Regions from separate parts of the Homo sapiens genome. Here region 2 is linked to region 1. Evidence: chromatin contacts called from ENCODE Hi-C or POLR2A ChIA-PET data. All regions are on one chromosome and are shown on one strand. Each heading gives the region's core, a stretch centred on a gene start or an enhancer-like site at or near the end of the contact. The rest is flanking DNA. Distances are from core to core; before and after follow the strand shown. Region 1 overlaps ADAMTS9-AS2 (ADAMTS9 antisense RNA 2). Region 2 overlaps ADAMTS9-AS2 (ADAMTS9 antisense RNA 2).

Region 1 (4,507 bases), core at 746-3,245:
AATTGGAATAAACTCGCAAAAACTCCTAAGTGATTTTGAGTCGCTCTATGGAGGATCTGATGAAAACTAGAAATACTCTCCCCAGAAAAAATACACATGTGAATTCACAAAACGCTTGCCTGTCTATGAATTCACAGACCCTTTAGTATCCATTCGGGACACTGGGTTGAGAACTGGAATTAGAAGCTGTGATTGGTCCAATCCAAGGTTGCAGTGAGGGGGATACAGGTTACATGTGCAGCTGTTGCTTCTGATGTGTTTCTCCAGCCTGAACTACTTCTACTCTCCACGTTCTGCTCCATTCTTTAAAGACCCCCTGCTTTTGGGAGGCCTTTCTCAGCCTGTGCTATCTACAGAAGTTTTTCCTCTGAACTCACAGTAACTCTCAGTGTTGCTATTTTGGTCCTTAAGCATACATTCTCTTTGAATGCTTATCTCTGGATGCCTGAGAGAGAGAGAGAGAGAGTGTGTGTGTGTGTGTGTTTGTGTGTGTGTCACCTGTCTAACTTGACTGCAAGCAACTTGAGAGCAAGACCATTTATCATACTTCCTGGTATAGCCTCCAGTATCATGTAGAGAACTAACAGACGGGCAGACATGTGGTTACAAAGTAGGTTCCCCTACTTTATAGGGGATATATATATCTCATATATATATATAAATTCATTCCAATATAGAATGAATTAATGAATTCATTCCTCATTATGGAATGAATTAATGAATCTTCTACTCCTTTCCTTACTCCTTCCCCTAGTACTTTAAGCTTAGTGCTCTCTGTCACTTTTGTCTGGAGCACTTTTCTCTACCAGAAATCCATAAGAAACTCCCATGGGGGTCCTGAGGATGAAAGCTCAGAGCTCTCAGGGAAGTCCTCCATCTTCCAGTTTCTTCCTCTCTCTGCCTCTGCCCTGCTCCCTGGTTCCATTTCCATCAGCCTCTGGAAGACCTCTGTCAGGTACCTATGCGCAGCACATCACATGGCAATGATTCCCTGTGACATTGCTAAGAATACATAAGGTGCCTTGAGTACGGGGTGCTCAGATGAACAGGTTTACTTGCTTATTCATTTATTTTAATGTGCATTTGTAACATTGTAACCATATATCCTGCCCATAATTTCCCAGAGAATATTGATTAGGATGAATCTAAATTTTAAAATGAGAGAATAAAGAAAAATAGTAAGTAAATAATAGTTTGCTTTCTACGGTTTTATATCAGAATTTGTGCAGGTGGGGTGAATGTTCATATTTTCTGAGCACCAGGTGGGCCATTAACAGGCAGATGTGTTCTTAACATAAATGTCTTCATGTCCTTCTCCCTTCCTAGGAGGCAGCCCTAGGATGGCAGGGACAGGGTCTGAACCAGCCATGTAACTCCGAGAACTGGTGCTCAGGGATGGTTGGCTGAATTGAGTCATGCTGTATTGAATTTAAAAATTCTGTCTCAACATTAGCTTTCCCTCCTCAAAGCACTATTGTGTCTATTCCCTGGAACAGAGGGAAAGCAGGAAGATGGGAAGGAAAATCACAGCTCTGCTTCTCCTCAACACATCTCCAAGTGGTCCAAACAGACCACTGCAGAAGCCTAGCCTAATTGAATCGCACTGTTTGCCCTTGTTTATCTTCTTCTTCTTTTTTCTATCCAGCTCTAAAGCCTACTTATGGATGTGTAAAGAGCTTTCTTTGACTTTAACACAATTAGCCAAGGATTCTCAGAGCCTCTTCATCACAAGGGCAGGTTTCACCCACCCAAGCATTTGCTAACATCACAGAACAATGATGATTACCTAGCTAATGGTGGAGGGGCGGGGGTTACGGAAAGAGAGGAAAAGCAAAACATCAAAATTGCACAGAGGGAAAACTTAGCCAACTAACACCTGCCAGAAGAGACTAGAGGGTGGGGCTGGAGTAAGCAGGTTCCGCTAGACTCTTCCCTAGGGAGGCTGCTAAAGCTTCCCAACTCTGAAGGTCTTTGTGTGAGAGGTGAGGGGTGGGTGGAAGTGAGTGAGTCCTGCCTGGGAGGCAAACAAAGAAAGGAAAAGGGAAAGGCAAGGGTGCTTCCACTTCTCAAGGTAACATACTTGAATGAATCCAGCATTGAAATTAGCCCTAATCACTGGTGATTCATTTTGAAAAATCACAAAGGGCTTTTTCCCCCTCCGTTTCCGCTTTAGGGATTTCCCAGGCTAAAAGGGCAGCCCAGTTTGAGTCACTGGTTTTAAGAAATCAAGAAATGATAACGTGAAACAGATCAACTGCACTCCTGAGGGCTGTTAACCCCGTGTTCACAAGAATTATTTTAAAAATCGTTTATCTACAATCAAATCTGAATCCCTGTAAGTCCATGTACTAAGGTATTCCTGCCTTCTTTTTTGCACTGCAAAAAAGTTTGAATGGTCAGAGGCTCCACCTAGAAAAAGTGACAAGTTGAAATTATAATCACTTCTGTTTGTTACTTGTTACCGGGTATAATAAGGACCAGCTCTCCTTTATGGGGTATATGGTTAGGTATCTTTAATAGAGAGATTTCACTAGAGCATCAGTATCATTTCACTTTTATTTGACTAAAAAATAACAATGACCGTTTTTGAGTACCTAGTATAATCTAGGTCCTTAACATACGTCATTTCCTTTATTTCTCACAAGAATCCGATGAACTAAGTAACACTTCCTTGCTGAACAGTTAAGAAAACTGAGACCTAGTTAATAAGTGGCCCAGCCAAGATATGAACCTCAAGTTTTATCTGTTTCAAACTACATGTCTTTCCATTCCCCTTATTGTGTTTCTAGAAACTATAGAAAAGACTTAGGAAAAGCAAGAAGGAGTGGGACTCCGCACAGCAGTCAAGGGAAACACGACTTATCACACAGATCCGTAACATATGACACATCTTTTGCTATGAGATAACTGACCAAACTCATGCCCGAATTCACATGTGCCAGTCAGTCTCCACGAGTCTCCTTGGGCATGCGCCTCAGTGACCCCTATACGTTCCCCAGTCAGACGCCCTCCACCCACACTAGCACCATATTTATATTTATTATCTTGTTAATGGTTGGGAAGAGGGGAAGCAGCCATTTGTGGGCCATGCTTTTTCAACGATTTAATTCCTAGTATTTCTGAGCACAAAGAGTGTAATGCTCAGCAATCACTCATTTCCATGAGGATCTGAGATTCTGAAAAGAAAGTCCCACCATCATCGTGGGTTCTCTTTTGTCATTTCCAATTCCAGGAGTTTCTCCTCTCACTATGAAATAGTTGAACAGCCAGAGTCAGTATGGATGGAAAGAGGGAAATGCAGCTGACAGGCTCAAAAGCAGGCAGGAGATTAGCAAGGGAGGGGAAAGACGAGTCTTCCATGAGGGATCATTTTAAACATTCCTGCCATCTTGTTGCTTTATTTTCTAAGCATCAGTTTCAGTGCTTAATGATAATCTATGGGGATCATCTTCCCAGAAGCAACCTCCTTATTCATGGACTGTCTGAAATTGATTGCTCAATTTAGCCATGATAAAAATAAAGTACAAGTGCTTCATGTTCCATAATTACCAGAGAGAATAGCTTGGAGTTCTGGGGACCAAGTCAGTTCTGATGATGTCTCCTAACAAGTCCAAATCACGTTTATTACTGATTGCCCCTTGGAGAGCCAGTTCTAGTAGAAACTTTCAACTTCATAATGTGCTGCCACACATGGACTTCTTAGCTCCCTCTATCCCCAGGCCAAATACCAGGGCTAATGATTGCCCTTCGGTGATGTTGTCCAGACCCTCTTCAGCCCACTCTCACACTCTGCAGCATTCTTGCAGGCTGCTGGAAAACTGGAGCTGGGCTGGCTTATAAAAACAAGGAATTTGCCGCCTCCTTAAAGATCCCCTCCCCTCCCCTCAACATACTCTCCCTGGGAGGTTTCACATTCTTTGCATCCCCCAACTCCCCAAGCTTAGTACTGAGCCTGTGGCTTATGCTTGGGTGGAATTGAATTAAGGTAGAAAGGGCACATATTGTCATCATTTCCATTTACAGATGGTGAAATCAAGACCCTTAAGTTAAAGTCATTTGCCTGGTGTCACAAACGTAATTGAACATAACTGGTCAGGCTGGCAGCAGATGGAGTTCAAGTCTTAAGGAGTATTTTAGTGGTCATTGGAGATAAATTTTGAAGACATGGATAAGATTGGATGGTAGGTACCTAACATATCAGGAGCCTCAAAAGATAAGGGACAGCGTGGTAAGAGGAGATGGTGATGTGAAGGAGCTGTGGATAGGACCGCTTAGAGCCATGGGCTATCAATGACTAAGGAAGTGAAATTTGTCTTTGCCAAGCTTAATTGAATGTGAGTGTTTAAGAGTGTGGCTCAAACCATCACTAACTATGAGAAGGCTGGAGAAAAGATTAAATTTCTCTTTGCCCTATTCTCAACATTTCTAGATAATCAGAAAATCTAGATCAAGGTTTCCAACAGTGGCACTATTGATGTTGGGGACTGGGTAATTTACTGGGGGAGGT
Region 2 (4,507 bases), core at 923-3,422, 47 kb after region 1:
ACTCATACCATTTGGGTGGAGAAAAATCTAGGGATTATCTAAGATTCTTAACAGCCGTGACAATCAGGATAAAGAACATGGCCATAAAGAGATACCCTGATGGGGGAATGGCAGGCTTTACTTACTCCTATGCATTTGATCTTTGCAGCAAGCTTAAGTCAAACTTACACTTCATTCACTAATATACAAAAAGATGCCCAACATCAGTAGTATGGAAGGGAATTAAAATTAAATGATGTTTTTTACATATCATTTCGGCAAAAACTTCTGAGTTTTGATAATATCGATCATAGTGAAGGTGAGGAGAAACAGGTACTTCCATAGATTGCCAATGAAAGGATGAATTGGAATGCCTATTCTGGAAGGTGATTTGAAAGAATTAAAAATGTATACCACCTGTGAGCCAGCAATTCTAGTTCTTGCTGTCTACCACCAGGAAACACTTATATTCACAAGAGTGTTCACTGCAGCATAATTTATGGTGCCCAAAATTGGAAATCGCAGAAATGTAATATGTCCATACCATGGAATATTACACAGCTCACGAAAAGGTAAATTTCTATGACTGACAACAAATAAAATGCATAAGACATACTGTTAATTTAGAAAACCCATACAGCATGGCATCATCCAATTACACACACACACACACACACACACACACACGATTGTATAGAAAAAACAGTGTGGAGGTACACAAAAGACTCAAAGATGAGACTACTTCTGGGGAAGTTCTAGGGATGGGGAGCAATAGCCAAGAGAACCACCCATCATTCAAAAAATATTATTTAGCACCTTCTCTGTCAGGCACTGATGCTACCCCTGTGATGAACAGACCAAAATCCTTGGGATCATGACGCCAATATTATAGTGTTAGTATTATTGTTAAGCATGTGTATGGAACAAGAATGAATTTATATATTAGTTGTAATTAAAAATAAATAAAAATAAAAGCTAATAATGAAATCACTCACAATTTGAGATAAACAAAATGTCAACTGATTATTTTGGATTTTAAGAGTACTTGCAAATATTCCCAACCACAAATGTTATATTGGTGGCTGTCATGAGGCTACTGTAATTCCTCAAATGGTCCCCTTTGGATGGTTGGCACAGACAGAAATGCATGCAGGAACAGTCTCATACACCTCAAACACCTGCACACAATTTTGACAGTTGCTTCTATTAACATTTTTGGGGAGCATCATTAGACACAAAGTAGGAGTAAAACCCAATCCAATTATACATATTTTCACAACAGATATGTACAGGAATAATCTTAGTGGCGCCATTAAGTGGCCTAAACTGAAAACTACCTAAATGTCCATCAGTGGTTGAAAAGATGAATAGTCTGCTATATTCACACAAAAGAATGACATACAGCAATGAAAAGCAATGCATTAAAATGAAATGTAATAATGGATGAATCTCATTGACAGTGGTGAATGAAGGAAGCCTGACTCAAGAGTAACACACTCTAATTCCATTTATTGAAAGTTCATTAAAAGGCAAAAATAACACATGATACTAGAAGGTGGAATAGTTGTTACCCTTAGGAGGAAGCAGTAGCTTAGGTGCATTATAAAGGCTTTGTCAGGCTCAGGATTGTTCTGCTTCTTGATCTGGATGCTGGTTGCCTGGATGTGTTTATGAATTGTGTTGAGTTTTACAGTTGCTACATGTAACTTTTTTGTAGGTATATCCTACTTGCATCACAAGCTTAGGAAAATAAAAATAAAAACATAAAGCCCTGAAATCCAATTTGTATTTTGGAAACTCATCTTTGTCAAGTCACATGCCTTCTCTGGGCTTCAGTTTTACCATCCAAAAAATGGGAGAGAAATTTGTTAGCTGATCAGAAAGGGCTCTTCCAAATTTATGCCTCTGTGTCTCACCTCTTCCATTCTAATAATTCATTCCTGAAGGAATTAAAAAACCTAGAGAATGAGGCTTGTAGAAGGCTTATAACATCACATGTGTCCCATTTTCAAGGCATTTGTTATAAATTAAAGACACAATCAATGAGCAACGGAAATTATGTCTTTCCAGGAAAATACACATAGTTAATTCTTTCCCAAAGTGCTTGTAGGATAAGTAGGAATATGCCAAACGCTGCCTCTATCACACGTCCTACAGTCATGCCAATCCAAACAGCCTGTGAGGGGAGAGTCAGCAATTTAGGAGGCAGGGCTGTTCCTGGGAGGAAGGAGGCAGCCACTATGCTCATGACTGACGACCTGTTTGCAAAGGCACTTCCTCTCTGAGGGGAGCTGGTTCATAATTTTCCTCTTACTGCTACTGGAAGTCCTTGAATGGCAATATCACAACTTGTACCCATTCACAACAGGAAAAGTTGACATTGGCAGATAATCTTGGCACATGAGGAGGAAAAGTCCAGTACTGACTGTCAGCTTCTGTATAAGAACCAGGAAGATAATTTCTATAGTGTATACTATGATGTAATCATTACACTCGAGGTTGGCCTTCAGCCAGGGACTCTTTTCCTTGTTGTATCCAAGCCCCACTGATATTTGCAAGGCAGGGACCCCAAGGAAATCAACTCAAGGCCCTGAACAGACCCATTGTGTTAACTCTATTTAAGCCCACAGACATGGACTCTTGGGAGAGTGAAGCAGCCTCTGATGAGCAGGGGTGTTATCCTGACTGTTCAGAAAGCTGGGCCTCACGTGAAGGGCTGGTTCTCAGAGGAAAGCTCAAATTAGCAGCTGAAAATAACCAGACACAAAATCTGATAGGGGTTCTCAGGTCATCTAGATCAGTTCTTTTCAAATGATCAGAGGCGAAGGACCAGTTTTGTTTCATTTTATTTGGTTATTTATTTGTAACGATTCACAGGCCAATACATTTTTTTAAATTCAAGAAAATTGAATGATTACAAATGGAATAAAGAGACAAAATATAAGCCCCATTTTTTATTAGTTTCAACAGACATTATTCTGTCCAGCGGCTATAAAAATTCAGAAATTGTCCTTGATCTAGGTGCTGGTTAAATAGATTTGTTTAACTTGTGAAAATCTGTGGAGCAGTAAGCAATGTCTGCAGGTACCCACTGTGAAACAGTGGTAGTCTGTGGATTTCAGGAGTGGTACTCATTGGAGATCTTCACACTCTGTCATGAGTACACTTTTTTGGGAATAACATAATGTTCAAAGTAGGGGAAAGGGTCAGTGGACAGATATTGTAATGAGGATGGGACCCAAGATAAGACAATGGAAAAACAGGTAGAAAAGTATTAAAAGTAATGGCAAAAACCACGATTACTTTTGCACCAACCTAATAAGAATCTCAGAAATCAAGACTTTAGTGAGGAAGCAATTTTTGATGATAATGAAGGAACCTGCTGTTTTCAGAGGAGGGAGGTCGAGGGACATCAGTAAATAACCAGATTAATTACCTAGAATGAAGCACAGAGATCTCTGCTCACTGGGTTCAGCAAATCCATAGGCTAAACAACCAATAGGCAGTACATGAGATATTGAAGTTCTGGTTTAGGTCAGCCTGAGAACACCAGGCAGGTAACGCATTACTTCTTTCCACCCATTTCCTGCTCACAAATTGCAGATGGAAAACAGATTTTTACAAAATCAATTTTCTTGTTTTATCAAATACCAAATATAAAAGCTCATGTCCATATAATCACAGTTAATGATTCTCGAAAGCAAATTTAGAATTAGGGGCAATTACAACAAAACCTTAGCAGAGTAAGTTATAAAACAACTTATTTTCAGTTATAGGAATAATTTCCCACTGAAGGCAACTATTCTTTTTTTTTATTTTTTTAGTGTTTTTGGAAAAGGGACAAATTTAAGTAGGTAAGACAAAAAACTGAAATTCTACAAGCATTTTAGTTTCCAGTCCAAGACAGCTGTTGGGTGATATCACCCATTGTGAAAACAGCCATGCGTGGAGGGAATTGGCAGAAGAAAAGCAAGAACACTCGATATGGGGTGTGTAAACGTGCTTTCTCTGTCTCCTTTGATTTTCCTTATAGCTAGACCCACCTAAAAGTGAAGTTACATATGTGGATGTTTATATGAAGAATAAAGGACACAAGAAAGGATTCAAGAAATGAAAAACGGTGGAGGAAGATAAACATTTCAAGATTCAGATCACGTTGCTGCCCGAATTCAGAGTGTCTCTAAGGAAATAGCTAGAAGGGGTTTTCAACTCTCAGCTTCCTTCCAAGGAATAAAGAATTTGCTGTGAGCAAAAAAACTTGCCAAGAAAATGCCAATTTGTGTCACACTAACATCTTTCTTAAGGCTGAACGTGGACTTCGGAAATGTGAACCTTTGGCTCTGGTGAACACAGTCAGCCTTGAGGGTTTGAAATTAGGTTCTTCAGAAGGACGGAAGGAAATCTGAGAGATCAACTTAGACACCCACTAATTAGAAAATGCACCGACACCAGAGACTTGTTTGCAATGAGTGGTGGGGTCAACCTTTCCATGGCACCTGACGTGAACTTAGAAAAATGGAATCCCTGA

What was found. Hi-C counts contacts between places; a loop is a spot of excess contacts on that map. ChIA-PET counts read pairs that join two places held with the same protein, here RNA polymerase II (POLR2A). Pooled maps may share reads with other maps.
Region 2: a map of endothelial cell of umbilical vein shows a loop between it and region 1 (4-fold over the local background). The contact joins two enhancer-like sites. A Hi-C loop is called at or near these places in 5 of 168 maps with a recorded cell type or tissue (ascending aorta, endothelial cell of umbilical vein, gastrocnemius medialis and 2 more) and 3 of 50 pooled maps. POLR2A ChIA-PET finds 5 or more read pairs at or near these places in 2 of 52 experiments (activated T-cell and endothelial cell of umbilical vein).

Annotation. Positions count from the first base shown.
Region 1 is chr3:64,906,441-64,910,947 of GRCh38, forward strand. All of the region lies in intron 4 of ADAMTS9-AS2 (ADAMTS9 antisense RNA 2), which reads left to right. All of the region lies in intron 2 of LOC105377124 (a long non-coding RNA gene), which reads right to left. Among named protein-coding and RNA genes, the nearest start is that of ADAMTS9, 220 kb to the left of the region's middle. Within about 2 kb of position 1,996, at least 3 of the 41 ENCODE cell types and tissues checked have a DNase peak (open chromatin) inside an H3K27ac peak, as active enhancers do; they include endothelial cell of umbilical vein and heart right ventricle, where a contact is called at or near this core.
Region 2 is chr3:64,952,884-64,957,390 of GRCh38, forward strand. All of the region lies in intron 4 of ADAMTS9-AS2 (ADAMTS9 antisense RNA 2), which reads left to right. All of the region lies in intron 1 of LOC105377124 (a long non-coding RNA gene), which reads right to left. Among named protein-coding and RNA genes, the nearest start is that of LINC02040, 220 kb to the right of the region's middle. Within about 2 kb of position 2,173, at least 9 of the 41 ENCODE cell types and tissues checked have a DNase peak (open chromatin) inside an H3K27ac peak, as active enhancers do; they include endothelial cell of umbilical vein and heart right ventricle, where a contact is called at or near this core.